Linked DNA regions of Homo sapiens: region 1 is linked to region 2. Evidence: chromatin contacts called from ENCODE Hi-C data. All regions are on one chromosome and are shown on one strand. The core of a region is the stretch at or near the end of the contact, and the rest is flanking DNA. Distances in the headings are between cores, read along the strand shown.

The links. A loop is a pair of places that touch in the nucleus more often than their neighbours do. Pooled maps may share reads with other maps.
Region 1: a loop to region 2 is called in a pooled map, with 10 times the contacts of the local background. The contact joins the promoter of LRRC32 here to the promoter of UVRAG in region 2. A Hi-C loop is called at or near these places in 4 of 37 single-sample maps with no recorded cell type and 5 of 50 pooled maps.

Annotation. Positions count from the first base shown.
Region 1 is chr11:76,666,225-76,673,037 of GRCh38, forward strand. LRRC32 (leucine rich repeat containing 32) reads right to left here and starts at 4,523. Exons shown (of 3, transcript NM_001128922.2): 1 at 4,390-4,523. RefSeq lists enhancers at 39-88, 659-718 and silencers at 4,278-4,407, 4,468-4,667, 6,400-6,639.
Region 2 is chr11:75,813,175-75,819,658 of GRCh38, forward strand. It overlaps UVRAG (UV radiation resistance associated), which reads left to right and starts at 2,036. Exons shown (of 15, transcript NM_003369.4): 1 at 2,036-2,350. The coding sequence starts at 2,234. UVRAG-DT (UVRAG divergent transcript) reads right to left here and starts at 1,623. Exons shown (of 2, transcript NR_144531.1): 1 at 1,289-1,623; 2 at 340-687. RefSeq lists enhancers at 147-1,346, 1,270-1,699, 1,570-1,864 and a silencer at 2,160-2,359.

The sequences.
Region 1 (6,813 bases), core at 3,273-5,772, 860 kb after region 2:
GGGTTTTCAAGAGACCCCACCTGGCGGAAGACAGCCTGGAGGGGATGCACAGAAGGCTGACAGACCCTAAGGGTTACCCTAGGCCATGCTCAGGGCCAGGGACTGGGGGCATGGAGATGTAGAGGGGGTTTGGAGGGTGGGCCTCTGACTACATTTCCACCCAGGCCACACAAGTCCTCCGTACCAGCTCTTCAGTCCCCACATGCAATTCCTCGTTTTCTGCCCACTCCCCCACCTTTATTTTGCCCTTTTCCTTTTGATTCTCTGATTCTCGAGCCCTTGCCATTGTTCAAGGGCTGGGCCCGGGCCTTGGCAGGAAGTCCCACAGGAGGCCTGGCTGCCCCGGCACTGCTCTGCGGACTTCCCCAGGAGCAGCCTGGCAGGCCCTGTACTTTCACTGAAGCCACACTCCGGCCTCCTGGGCCAGCCCTTCCCTCTAAGAGCAGCCAGGGGTGGGGCTAAGGGGACCGCACAGGCCCTTAGCAGGGTTAAATCCCAGTGCTGCTGGAGGCTCACTCACTCCCTCACTAAGGACATCAGCCAAGTGCTAGGGATGTACAAATCCACCCATGAATTTCATTCATTCATTCACACCTTTACTGAATACCTCCTCATGTCTGGCTCTGTGCTGGGAACTGGGAACTCAAAAAACAAATGAACACGAAAAAGAAGTGACAGTGACGGTGATACAGACAGAGAGTCTTAAAGAGGGACACAGAAAGCCTTCCAAGAGCACCAGGCGCACAGTCACCCACATCTGACTGCTCCCTCTTGTCTCCTCTACCTTTCTGCTGTGTGATCTTACAAGTCGCTTCACCTCTCTGAGCCTCAGTCTCCTCATTTGAGGTTAATGGCAGCCATGCCAAGTTTTTGTTGAGAATCAAACGAGATGCCACCTACAGAGCCTCCATTATGCAGTAGGCCCTCTCCTCAGCACTTTCTAGGCATGAACTCATTCCATCCTCACAAAAATTCAATGACTTGGTTCCATCATCATTTTACAGAAGGGAAAAAGAAGTCTCAGAGAGCTTAGGTACTATGCCCGAGGTCACACGGTGAACAAGCCACCGGCCCAGGTGAGTCTGGCTCCTGGGTCTGTGCCCTTCAAATCCACACTCCCAGGCCTCCCACAGTGGGTGCTCCCTCAGTGAGTGCTGAACCGCGATTCTGAAGGATGCTGCAGGAGAAAAGGCATTCACAGGGCATTTGAGGGCAGTGTCTTTGACTGTTGGAACCCGCTAGTGATGAGCTATGGACGAAGATGGCTGCTCTGAATCCCATCTCTCTTGAAGGCGCACAGACCACAGCCGGACCCGGTAAACCCTATTCCCTGGCTCCCCTCAGGGCCACAGGCGCTGCCCCTGCAGCTGCTCTGCTCTCACCTGCATTACAGGTTGTGCTTTCACAGGAAACTTTGTTCTGCTGTTTAAAAAGCAGAACGCCACCGCCCGTTAGAAAGTTAGCATATTCAGAACTGAGTGAAAACCCCTCCGGCAGGGCCTTCCAGGCCACTGGGGAGCATGCCCTGCCTGGCCAGCTCTGCTCTCCAGCCTGCTTCCCCGGTGTCCCCTCTCACATTCTGGGTTCTGGACACCTCATATTTCCTTCAGTTCCCTGAGCAGATTTTCACTGCCCCAAACCTTCACTTTCTCCCCTCTCCTCTTCTGCTAAAGACCTCCTCATCCTTGGGGTCCCAGCTTAGATGGGCCAAGAGGCCTTCTTTGGTTCCCCAAGTCTGGACTATGTCCTCCAGTCCTCCCAGAGCCCCTGAGCTTCCAGTGAGCACAGCACCAAGCCCTCCGTGGCTACTGGGCCCCACCCCCTCCCATGGGAAGTGCCCCTAGAGAGGGGCTCACCATCCTTTAAGATGCATCTCACAGCACACAACAGGTCAGCAGCGGACAGAAAACCGACACTAGGAGTCTCGGTGACATGGGGTCGTTACTGAGAGCAGTTCTCCTTGGCTCTCCCTTCACCTCTCTGCAACGTTCCCTTCACCCATCCATGCCGTCAGTGGGCTCTGACTGCTCTCCCTGAAAGAGACCCCGGATCTTCCTACTTCCCTCTTATCACTGCCACAGACCGAGACGCCACCCCAATCCTGGCCTTGACCACAGCACCCTGACCTCTTATAATCTGTCCTGTACCTAGCAGCCAGAGTGATAATATAAAATCATCTGTCAGATCCTAAACCTCTTCTGTTTGAAAATCTCCAAGAAAATCCAGGCTATCCACAGTCTCCTCTCTGACTCTTGCCCATTTTCCCTTCCCTCACCACATTCCAGCTTTCCTGCTGTTCCTTCAACACAGCAAATTCATTCCTGCCACAGGGCCTTTGCTCCTGCAGTTTCCTCTCCCTGAATGCTCTTCCTCAGCTCCTCACACATGTCATTGTTTTCCCACATTTATCATTTCCTCATCATTTATTTCTTATCATGTGGGAACAGGGGCCTACTAAGTAGGTACTCACTAAAGACTAGTGAACAAGTGGCAAAATCAGGGCAGAAGCTCAGCTGCAGTGGACTGAGTGGTGAGTGCCAGGTGAGGACAAGGAAGGGTCCTAGGCCCTTATTTCCCCTTCCTCTGCCAAACCCCACTCTATCCCCAAGGTGGCCCTGTGCACATCCAGAAGGGATCGTCCCTGCAGCACATGGGCACTCTGTCCTGGCATCTGACGGGAAGGGCCCCTCAGCTGTGGGCCCTCCTCAGTGGTGCCCAAGTACAGGGTGTAGCATTTAAAGACTACTCTCTCTCAAAAAGGAGGACGGTGTCACTTAGACCCAGGCTTGCATCCAAAGCCCACCACTCACCAGCTCTGCTCCCTAAGGTAAGTCCCTTCCTTTCTTGGTGCCCCAGTGTCCTGTCTGCAGGGTAGGCAGCTGGGTTCCAGTTCTGCCACTGGCCAACCCCAACTATTGTGATGATCAGGCAAAGAATGGTGGCGAAGGTGCCCTGCATCCTCACTGTCCTTCCCAGCTGACACAGTGACCCTCGCAGGGCTGAGCATCCCAGGTGAGGTGTGCTCAGTGGGGAGGCCCCAAGCCTGCAGACAAGTGGCCTGGGCAAGAGGAGGCAGGAGAGTCGGACTCTCAGGAGTCCAACTCAGAAAAGTGCCAAAGAATGTGTGTGTGTGTGTGTGTGTGTGTGTGTGTGTGTGTGTGTGAGAGAGAGAGAGAGAGTGAGAGAGAAAGAGCAGGGGTACGGGGGGCAATGACTACTACCACAATAAGCCCACCCCTACATTTAAGGATGTTAGTCTTCTAAGCACTTGACCTATATCATCTCATTTAATTCTCACAATCACCTATTGAGGAAATTACTGTAATTCCCATTTTACGGATGAGAAAACAGTTTCCGGAAAGTGAAGTGACTTACCCCCAGAGTTACCCAGCTCATAAGGGCTTTGGAGCTGGGATTTATCCAGTTCTACATGACCTGAATACTGTGTTTTCTCCAGCACATGCTGAGCCGACTGCCCCCAATAGAACTGTCTTTTTTTTGCCCATGAAGAAAAGGAGGCTCAGAGAAGTGACTTACCCAAAGTCACACAAGGAGAAAATAGCAGGGTCACGATCAGAATCCAGTTCATCTGTCTCCAAAGCAAATGTTCCCACTATACCAAATCAAGGTCTCCTTCCCTAAGCCCTGCCAACGACCCCTCACACGCAGGAGCAGGGCAGACTAGCTCACAGTCTGGCCTCTGAGGTCCTCTCTCCCTCCTCTCGGCCTCAGCTGACTTACTGGCAGAGTGGGGTCCTGGGAGAGCTGCTGCGGACGTTCCTGTCAAGCAGTGAATCACTAAGGGCAAGCCTCGTTCTGGAGACATGTGCATCCCACGGGGGAATTAGACCTTAACCCAAAGGAATGTGGCTGTGATGGCGGAATTTCAGGCAGCTCGGCGTGGGGGTGGGGGCCCCTCACATCTTACCACCCATGAAGAAGGCTGGGTTCAGAGCCCCTTGGAGAGCGGTGGGTGCCCCCTACCCCACTACGAGAAATGGGCAGGCCATCTAGTGCTGTGGGATGGGCAGCCCCACGCCTGGCTGGGATCGGAGCGTTGCAGGAAACCTGAATTCAAATTCCGGTTTGCCCTTGCCTAGCTGTGTGTTCCTGGGCAAGTCACGGTCTTCAGGCCATTGTTTTCCCAGCTGTCAAATGGGAAGGCCGGCCTCACCCCTTTGCGGGAAAGATCCGCCAAGACAGGAGCGCTGGGGAACTCCCAGGGACCGAGGGAGGGTCAGCCCCGGCTCCACGCGCGCAGTGGGGATGGCGGGAGGGGAGTGTTTGGGGGGCGTCCCTTGGGACCAGCCCCCGCCTTGCGCTCGCTAGAGGCGCGCGACAGTGCGCCCCCCGAGGGCCGGCCAGCCTCGCCTGCCCGGCGGCTCCTACCTGGCTCAGCGCGGCCGCAGCTCCTCTCCCGGGCAGTCTCGGCACATTTTGCGCAAACCCGCCCCCGGGTCCCACCCCGCGCCAGACCCCGGGGTCACGGCCCGAGGAGGAGCAGGCCGCTCAGCTGCCCCACCGGAGCCCCCGCGCTCCGGCTGCAATTTAAATACCTCTCCCGCCGGCCCGCCCCGCCACGCCCCCCTCTGGCGAGGCCGTGGGGTCCTAGCGCCTGGCCCCGTGCCTCGGTTTATCCGGAGCCGGCGGGGGCGGAGTGGGGTGGGGCGGCGAAGCATCTTCACCACCCTGGGACCTCGGCCGGGAAGGGGCGGGGGCCCAGTGTGGGGGGATGAGAGGGCGGGAGGGAGAGGGGTTGCAGAGGAAGCGCCGTGGGAGCGAGGCCCATCCCAGCGGCCGCCGCACGTGCAGTTCGCGGCCCCGCGGGGTCCGGAGGGGGGCGCGGTGGCTCTAGGAGCCGCAGGTCCACAGAGGAAATCCGGCCTGGCCCCGATTTCCCAGCTGCTGGCGCCGCCGCACTTAACGCGGGGGCAAACAGGCGAGGTGACGGCGGGGCTGAATGCGGAAGGAAATGACCCTTCGCTGGCCCTGGGGCGGCCGCGGAGGGGGTTCCCCGCACCAAGCCGTCCACTCTGGTGGGTCCTGGCAGGTCACTTTTCCTCTCCGGATTGTGCTCTAGTGTCTGGACCCGTACTCCTCCATCATCTGCGGGACCCTTCAACAGCCTGTGAAACGGCACCATCAAAGTCCTGTTTTCGGATGGAGAAGCTGAGGCTAGGGGTGGGGGCAGTGTGTACACATGAAAACCAATTGTCTGAGACTAGTAAGGTCCCTATTTATAGCTGGGGAACCTGAGGCTCAGAAAAGGTTAAATGGCGTGTCCAAAGTCAACACAGCTAATAAGAATCAGTGATTTGAGCCCAATCTGTTCATAAAGCTAAGTCTGATTCAGTTTGGGCATTATCTTGCCCGAATTTTTAAAGTACTGTGCAAATATGGGGTGGCGGTATTGTCATTTAGATTGGAGGTTGAAGCAGATCTTTCCCAAAGCCACCTCTCTTCTAGATGCCTTGACCCTACCAAATCACAGGTACCCTGCCTTGCTGCCTGTGGACTCTAGTATGCGGGTCCCTAGAAGAGAGGGGCCCTGGCTGTCCTCCAGGTCCTGGTTCCAAGTGTAGAAGGGGCCTCTTCCACAGTGTTTCTCTTCCCTGATCGTCACCAGCCCTGAGAGTGGGGCAGGGTGCCCCATTTTACATGCATGAAAGTGACCACCCAGGGCCTTGTGGCAAATCAGGGTAAGGCTGGGCTCAGAAGCGGGATTCCCTGAAGTCTCTACAGTTACTGCCTTTTCTTACCCCTGTTCAGTCCACTGTGGAGATGGATCTGGGGAGATGGGGTCAACCCAGAGAGGACAAGCCATGATAGCAGGTGCCATAGGGGCCTGACCTAGTCTTAGAAGAGGAAATCAGGGAAGGCTTCCCTAAGGAGGAGGCCTGAGCTGCAGTGAGGGGATGGGCAGGAGGTGCAGGTAAGGAATCTCTCAGCAGGGCCTGCGAAGGGTATCCAAACCTCTTTCCCTTCCCTCCCAGCCACCCAAGGCCTCAGATCTATGTCCACAGGGTCCTAGCTGGTCCATCCAGCCCCCTCTCTGGTCTCTAGTGCTCCATTTGGTCAAATGGAACCTCAGTGCCCCTATCTGTAAAGTGGGAAAGATAGTAGCTACTACTTGGAGTTGGTGCTAGAACTAAGTGCAATGGATCCAGCTGGAGCCTGCACCCAGTGGTTGTTAGGCAACTTCTCACTGCCTTTATTGTGGCAGTTGGTGGATACTCCTATATCCTGTGGGCTTCCTTTTCCAGGTCCCTGTCCAAGGGGCCAAATGTTCAGGAAAGTGCTTTGAAGCTGCCCTGCAGTATGAGCAGAGTGACTGGATCATTCGGGCAGTTCCTGGCCTTGTGTATCAGACCAGCTCCCAGCCATCCAGACCCAGGCTCGCTGAGCACTGCCTCACCCTTCCCGGAGCTGCTACCAAGCAGAAATCACTGGGCCATGGCAGAGCTTCTGCTAGGGCCCAGGAGGGCGGGGCTGGGGCTATGGTGGGCTGGGGGTGAGTGCCCCACCTCCCACTCCCCCGCCCCCAGAGGCTGTGGTTGTGGTTAGTCAGCTCGTGGGGTTCCACCTTACTCAGTGCCCGGATGGGGCTCCCCCACATTTGAGGCAGATGGGCAACCAAGCGTGCCCACCTGCTGCAGATGCCTCTGGGGACCAGGGGCTAAAAGCCGGGAAGCCCACAGGCTCAGCGCCCCTTCCTTCATCTCTTCACTTCTTTGGCAGTCATGTTGTTGTGTGACTTTTGGCAGGTTGCTCAGCCTTCCTGACCTTGGTTTGCTGACCTGCAAAGTGAAACTA
Region 2 (6,484 bases), core at 786-3,285:
AATACAGCTTAGAAACAGAAATGTGTTTTCTGTGAAATTCCCCCAGATCTTGGCACCACATGAGTTCAATCAGATAATATTTGGGATTTCCCAGTGACTCCTTTCTCAACAAACACCTGATCAAGCGACTCCTTTCTCAACAAACACCTGACCACACGCCCCAGGCTCCAGCCATGAGGAACCACTCAGTGTGTCAGAACAGGAGACAGTGTGACATCTTTGTGATCCAGCTCTGAGAAAAGATCCAAGGTGTTTTTCAGGCTTCTGAACACCCTGGAAAGATAGTATGCTTACATTTTGTTTAAAAAATTTAAAATGCAACTACTATATGCCAGGTCCTGTGTGGGCACTTTACATATGTTGATTTACTTTAATCCCTACAGCAATCCTATTACTATTTTAAAGCTGAGAGAGGGGAAGTGACTTGCCTTGGGATACATAGCTCAAAGGTGGTAGAGCCAAGATTCCAAAGTGCCTGATTCCTATTGTGTCTGACTCTAAAACACTATGTTCTTTCTGCTATGTTCATCCAGGTGGTGGAAAAATTCAGTCTAGGAGTAAAAAAAGGAAGATCAACATCCTGCAGAATGACTCATGCTATTCATTATAGAAGCAATTGCTGGAGATGCTATCATTGTGGATCACGGAAGTCTTCATGGAAGAGGTGGCATTTGAGCTGGGCCTTCACTGCAAAAAAAAAAAAAAAAAATTTCCTGATTCTCTGTCAGGCACTGGGGATCCAGAGATGAATCAGACAAAGTCCTTTTGCTTGAAGAATTCACAGTATTTTGTGTGTGTGTGGGAAGGAGGGTGGCTGCTTACATGTGTTAAAAGACAATGTGGCCAGGCCTGGTGGCTCATGCCTGTAATCCCAACACTTTGGGAGCCCGAGACTGGAGGATCGCTTGAGCCTGGGAGTTTGAGACTAGTCTGGGAAATATGGCCAGAACCCCATCTTTACAAAAAAATTTTAAAATTAGCTGGGCCTGGTGGCATGTGCCTGTATTCCCAGCTACTTAGGAGGGTGAGGTGGGAGGATCACTTGAGCCCAGGAGGTCGAGGCTGCAATGAGCCGTGATTTTGCCACTGCACTCCAGCCCGGGCGAAAGAATGAGGCACTGTTAAAAAAAATTAATAGAATAATCCAGACCCACGGTAGGGTCAAAATTCCTAACTCAAGGTCCCAGAGAGGCTCAGAGAAGCCTTTTGGAAGAAGGGACTCCTGCCCCAGCTAAGACTGATGGATAAGTAGCAAAGGCTTTCTGGGGACACAGCACAAACAGCCCACCTGAAGCGGTGAATCGGCGTCCTGGGTGCCTGGCACACCTTGTAGCTCAGCTTACTAGCTAGTGGAGTGCGAAGGGGCGTGTACTTGTCGGTTGGAGCTGGTCATGAAAGAGCTCGTGGGACTGCCCGACGGTTCTCAGGTCCCAGTGCATCCTGCGTGGTGGCTCTCTGCTGAACCATAAAGCATTCCTTTTCAATCCCTGCACGCTCACGCCGGGAAAAGACTGCACAAGGGGCCTGCCAAGGCAGACAAGCGATCGCCACCCAGCTGGCTTCCGAGGGTCCCCGCCCTCCACCGGAGGCCTGTTACCACGGCAACCAGTGAGGGCGGAAGTGGCTCAGAAGACCGGTTCTCCCTAATCAGGTGACTCTCCCGCCTCCTGCACGTGACACCGGAGCCCAGAAGCGCGCTCTACCTAATCAAGACCCCACCCCTCTTTCCCTTTACTGACAATTGACAGCGACCTCTTGCAATGGCCCTTCCGCCTCCACCAGGAGACTCTGCCCGTTGGTAGTAAAAGAACCAATTAGACTGGGAAAAAAAGAAGCAACGCCCCAGGTTTCACCCCGGCTTGACAGACGCAATTGAGGCCATCCTTGAGTCCCTCCGCCCCCAAGTCCAGTAATGCCAGCGATGGACAGACCTTCTACCCAATAGCACGCCCCTTTTCTGCCGTTGGGTCCCGCCCCCTTGAGGGCTAAGCCAATGAGCGCTCCGGGTCTCAGCGGGGTGGAGGGGTTGCACTGCGGTAATATGGCTCTTCCTTAGCCAGCGGCGGCAACGGCGGCAGCGGCGGCAGCGGCGGCGGCTACTGTCTGGGCTGAGCAGTAGTGCCTCTCGGGTGGCGGGTTTCTAGGCTGCAGGGGCTTGGTAGGTGGTGGCAAGGGGGCGGCGGCGGATGCCGGAAGAGTGCCCGCCCCGCCGCTTGGCGGCCCCTGGATCGAGATGAGCGCCTCCGCGTCGGTCGGGGGCCCCGTCCCCCAGCCACCCCCGGGCCCGGCCGCTGCTCTGCCTCCCGGTTCTGCCGCGCGGGCCCTGCATGTGGAGCTGCCGTCTCAGCAGGTAAGCCCGCGCGGCTCGCAGCACTCGGGAGGGACCCGGGCAGGCCCGCGTGGAGAGCTTGCTGGCTCCGGGCTGACCCCGCGAGCCGGGACACCCAGAGCAGGGACCCGGAGGGCTCGCGGGACTGAGGAAGACTGTCAGGAGGTTTGTGCGGGGAGGGGTCCAGTGATGGCCGAACCTCCGGGAGATCCCGGAGTCCTAGGAGAATCCCGTTACAGGAGATGGGCTTGTTAAGGGACAAGCAGCCAGCCAGCTCAAGTCCCTGGGGCCCCGGCCCGAGGCCGCCTCCCCCAACGCAGGGAGCCGGGGATTGCCCCGCGCAGACCCTCTCCCTCGTTCCGCCCAGGAAGGGACCCGGGGAACCCCCTGTGTCCCACGGGCCATAGTGAAAGCACTTTTCCTTTCTTTCCCCACCTGGCCATCCCCGCTTACGGAGAAACCAGTTTGTACTCTTCGTGCAAGAGCCCTGGAGGAGACTTTAGGGTGTCTACCATTTGCTTTAATCTCCCCTGATTATTAAGTATTCGGCCTCTTTAGAGAAATGTATTCAAGACTTGGGGGTTTCCTTCCTAATTCTCCGAGTCCCAAGGAACGCATCTTAATAATTAGGAGGACTTTTTCCTTCTTCATTCCCTTCAGTGAGTCTCTGTGGAAGGAGGATTTGATGTATATATTCATGTGTTCCTCCATCCTTTAGGAAGGGCTTTGAGGACTTCTTGGCTCTGCGTTGTAGGAAGATAAGAAGGGGGAAACACTGACTTTGGAGATGTGACAAAACTCTTTGTTTCACTCACATATCTGTAGAGTACTTCCCTCCTTATATCGGTTGCCTTCCTTCTGTCCCCCAAGGGGAGATTTTGCAGGAATCTTAGCATTAAAGAGACCTAAAGAATACCTTTCACCCTCTCCCTTTATTCCTCCTGCCAAGAAGAGGATCTAGAGAAACTGTCATTTACTGAGAACTTACCGTGTTGGATTTGTGCAAAGGGCTCAGTGGCCATTAGTTCACTGAATTTTCACAACTCTGTGAGATAGCTGTTTTTATTACCCCCATTTGGCAGTTGAGGAAACTGAGGCTTGTCCAGAGCCTTCCAGTTAGTAAGTGGTGGGGCTGGGTTGCAGAATCCAGTGTCTGACTCTGCAGCCATGCACGTGCTTGAGACTTGGGCAGCCTTCCTCCACCACCTTTACACAGGACAGAGTGAGTTCTTTCATACACCCCTCCAACTTTCCATCAGCTACCAGTGGGACTTAGGAAGGATTCAGAAAGAGGAAGGGAGAGGTTGTAGGGGAGAGAGTGGTTGAAAAGTGAAATGGATTTGAGTGCAGTAAAGGAGGCGGGGGCTAAAGGGAAGAGAAGAGTTGGAGATAATAACCACTGTGGTTGCCTTTGAATAGGCAGGCAGAAGAGCTTACAGTAGCAACGGCTTTTTGTGTGACTACTACCGAAGAGGATTGAAAAGATACCATGTGCCCTGGTTTTGTGATGCTGTTGGCAGGGAATTTCTGAATAGTGGGAGTTTGAGGGTAGTGGGGGTTTGGATTGTGTTGTGAGATACAGGGAGAGGGTAGAAGTCTGGCTAGGGAGGGAGACACGTCTCTGGAGTGAGCATTAATGTGAGTTTTTGTATGTGTGGGAGGTAGAGTGTGAGAGTGGTTACTGGGAGAGGGAATAGGGAGCACCGTTAGAAACACCCTGGAGAAGTCCTAAGGAGTTCAGGGGCCAAGAAGGTTTTAGTTTGGGGGAGCTTCGAGAGTGTGTGGGATTAGGAAAGAGAAAGCATCATTTACTTCATGGAGCCTATTCTCTGATAACAGTTCACAGTTTAACACTGGGAAAACTAATGCAAACAAACTGTTGATGGAATAATTTCAGCCTCATTTGTTAGTGTTTGTGAAATTTTTGGATTGGTGCCGAGGGATATATAGTGGCTTAAGTGTACAGCTGAATGCTATATGAGTGCCGAGTATGCTATTTACATCTTTCTGGGGGTGTCAACCTTGAATTCTTGGAAGGCAGCCTATATAACAAAGCACTTTTACTTTTGCAGTTGACATCAATTTATCTTTTGGGGTCAAAATGCTCAGATTTTTAGTGTATAAATAATATCAATAAAATTTTGTTGAAGTTTTATCTGTATATAGTAAAGTACACAGATTATCAGTATTCAGTGGATGAATTGTCACCAAGGGAACAGTTATGTAAGTACTACCCAGATTAAGAGATACAAAATTTTGGCTGGGCGCAGTGGCTCACACCTGTAATCCTAGCACTTTTGGAGGCTGAGGTGGGGGGATCACTTGAGGCCAGAAGTTCAAGACCAGCCTGGCCAACATGCTGAAACCCTGTCTCTACTAAAAGTACAAAAAAAAGAAAAAAAAAAAAAAAGCCAGATGTGGTGGCGCACATTTGTAATCCCAGCTACTTGGGAGGCTGAGGCAAGAGAATTGCTTGAACCTGGGAGGCGCAGGTTGCAGTAAGCCGAGATTGCGCCACTGCACTCCAGCCTGGGTGACAGAGTGAGACTCTATCTAAAAACAAACAAACAAACAAACAAACAAAAAACCCCCCAAAAACCCCAAAATTATTAACATCCTGGAAGTCCTCCTATGTTCTCTTCCATCTCTGTTTTTCCTTTTTCTCTAAAGGAACCACTTTTCTGATTTCTAATGTAAAAGATCAGTTTTTGCCTGTTCTTGAGCTTTATATAAATGGAGTTGTGCAAAATGTATTTTTTTGTGTCTGGTTTCTTTTACTCAGTATTGTTTGTGAGAGTCATGGAGTATCTGTGTATGTCTAATGTTTTTTTTTTAAGTATTACTTTGTTGCCTTTTTTTGCTTTTACAAAATTTCAAATATTTAGATAAATTGGAATGTCAGTTGTTAACTTTCCTTTAAATAATACTTTCAAAACCATACATTTTAATACATCCCGTACTAGTTGGCAAGGTATCAATTTTTTTTTTTTTTTGAGATGGAGTCTAGCTCTGTTGCCCAGGCTGGAGTGCAGTGGCGCGATCTTGGCTTATTGCAACCTCTGCCTCCTGGGTTCAAGCGATTCTCCTGCCTCACCCTCCCAAATAGCTGGGATTACAAGCACCTGCCACCACGCCCAGCTAATTTTTGTATTTTTAGTAGAGACGGGGTTTCATTGTGTTGGCCAGGCTGGTCTGGAACCCCTGTCCTTGTGATCCTCCCACCTCGGCCTCCCAAAGTGCTAGAATTACAAGTGTGAGCCATTGCGCCCGGCTGGTATCAATATTTCTAAACAAATAAACAAGCCCGGTTGGTTTAGGATTTTTATGATCAAGTTATCTCAAAACATAGATTCAGTGGCTCCCAACCTTCTTCTAAGATGGGGTTTGTCAACCTTGGGACTGTTGACATTTTGGAGTGAAGATGGGCTGTTACATGTTTAGCCACATCCCAAGATATCAGCAGCACCTCCCCAGTCCTGACAATCAAAAATGAGTTCAGACATGGCCAAATGTTTCTTAGGGGGCAAAATTACCCCTAGTTGAGAACCACCTTACTAAGGTGTATTTTCATTTTAGGATAGAGAGTATCCTTGTTATTATTGACTCATTTATTTCAATCTTCATTAAGTCCTGTTGATTCTAGAAGTGGCTGTAATGTTTAAAAAGTTAACACTGCAAACACCTGAACTTTTCCATGTATGAGTACTAACTATAGTCCATATCAGCCCCTTGACTGTGTCAGATGGGACTACTACTTAATTTTGTCTCCTTTTGCTTCTATGTGATCTTACTTTACTGTAATTTGAGCAAGAACTAGTGACACATTTTTTTTACACTTTTTTTTTGTTTTGTTTTTGATTTTTGAGACAGTTTTACTCTGGTCACCCAGGCTGGAATGCAGTGGTGCAATCTCCTCTCACTGCAACCTGCCCCTCCCGGGTTCAAGCAATCCTCCCACCTCAGCCTTCCGCATAGCTGGGATCACAGGCTGTGCCACCATGCCCAGCTAATTTTTGTATTTTTGGTAGAGATGGGGTTTCACCATGTTGGCAGGCTGGTCTTGAACTCCTGGCCTCAGGTGATCCGCCTGCCTTGGCCTCCCAAAGTGCTGGGACTACAGGTGTGAACCACCGTGCCCGGCCCAAAAACAAACTA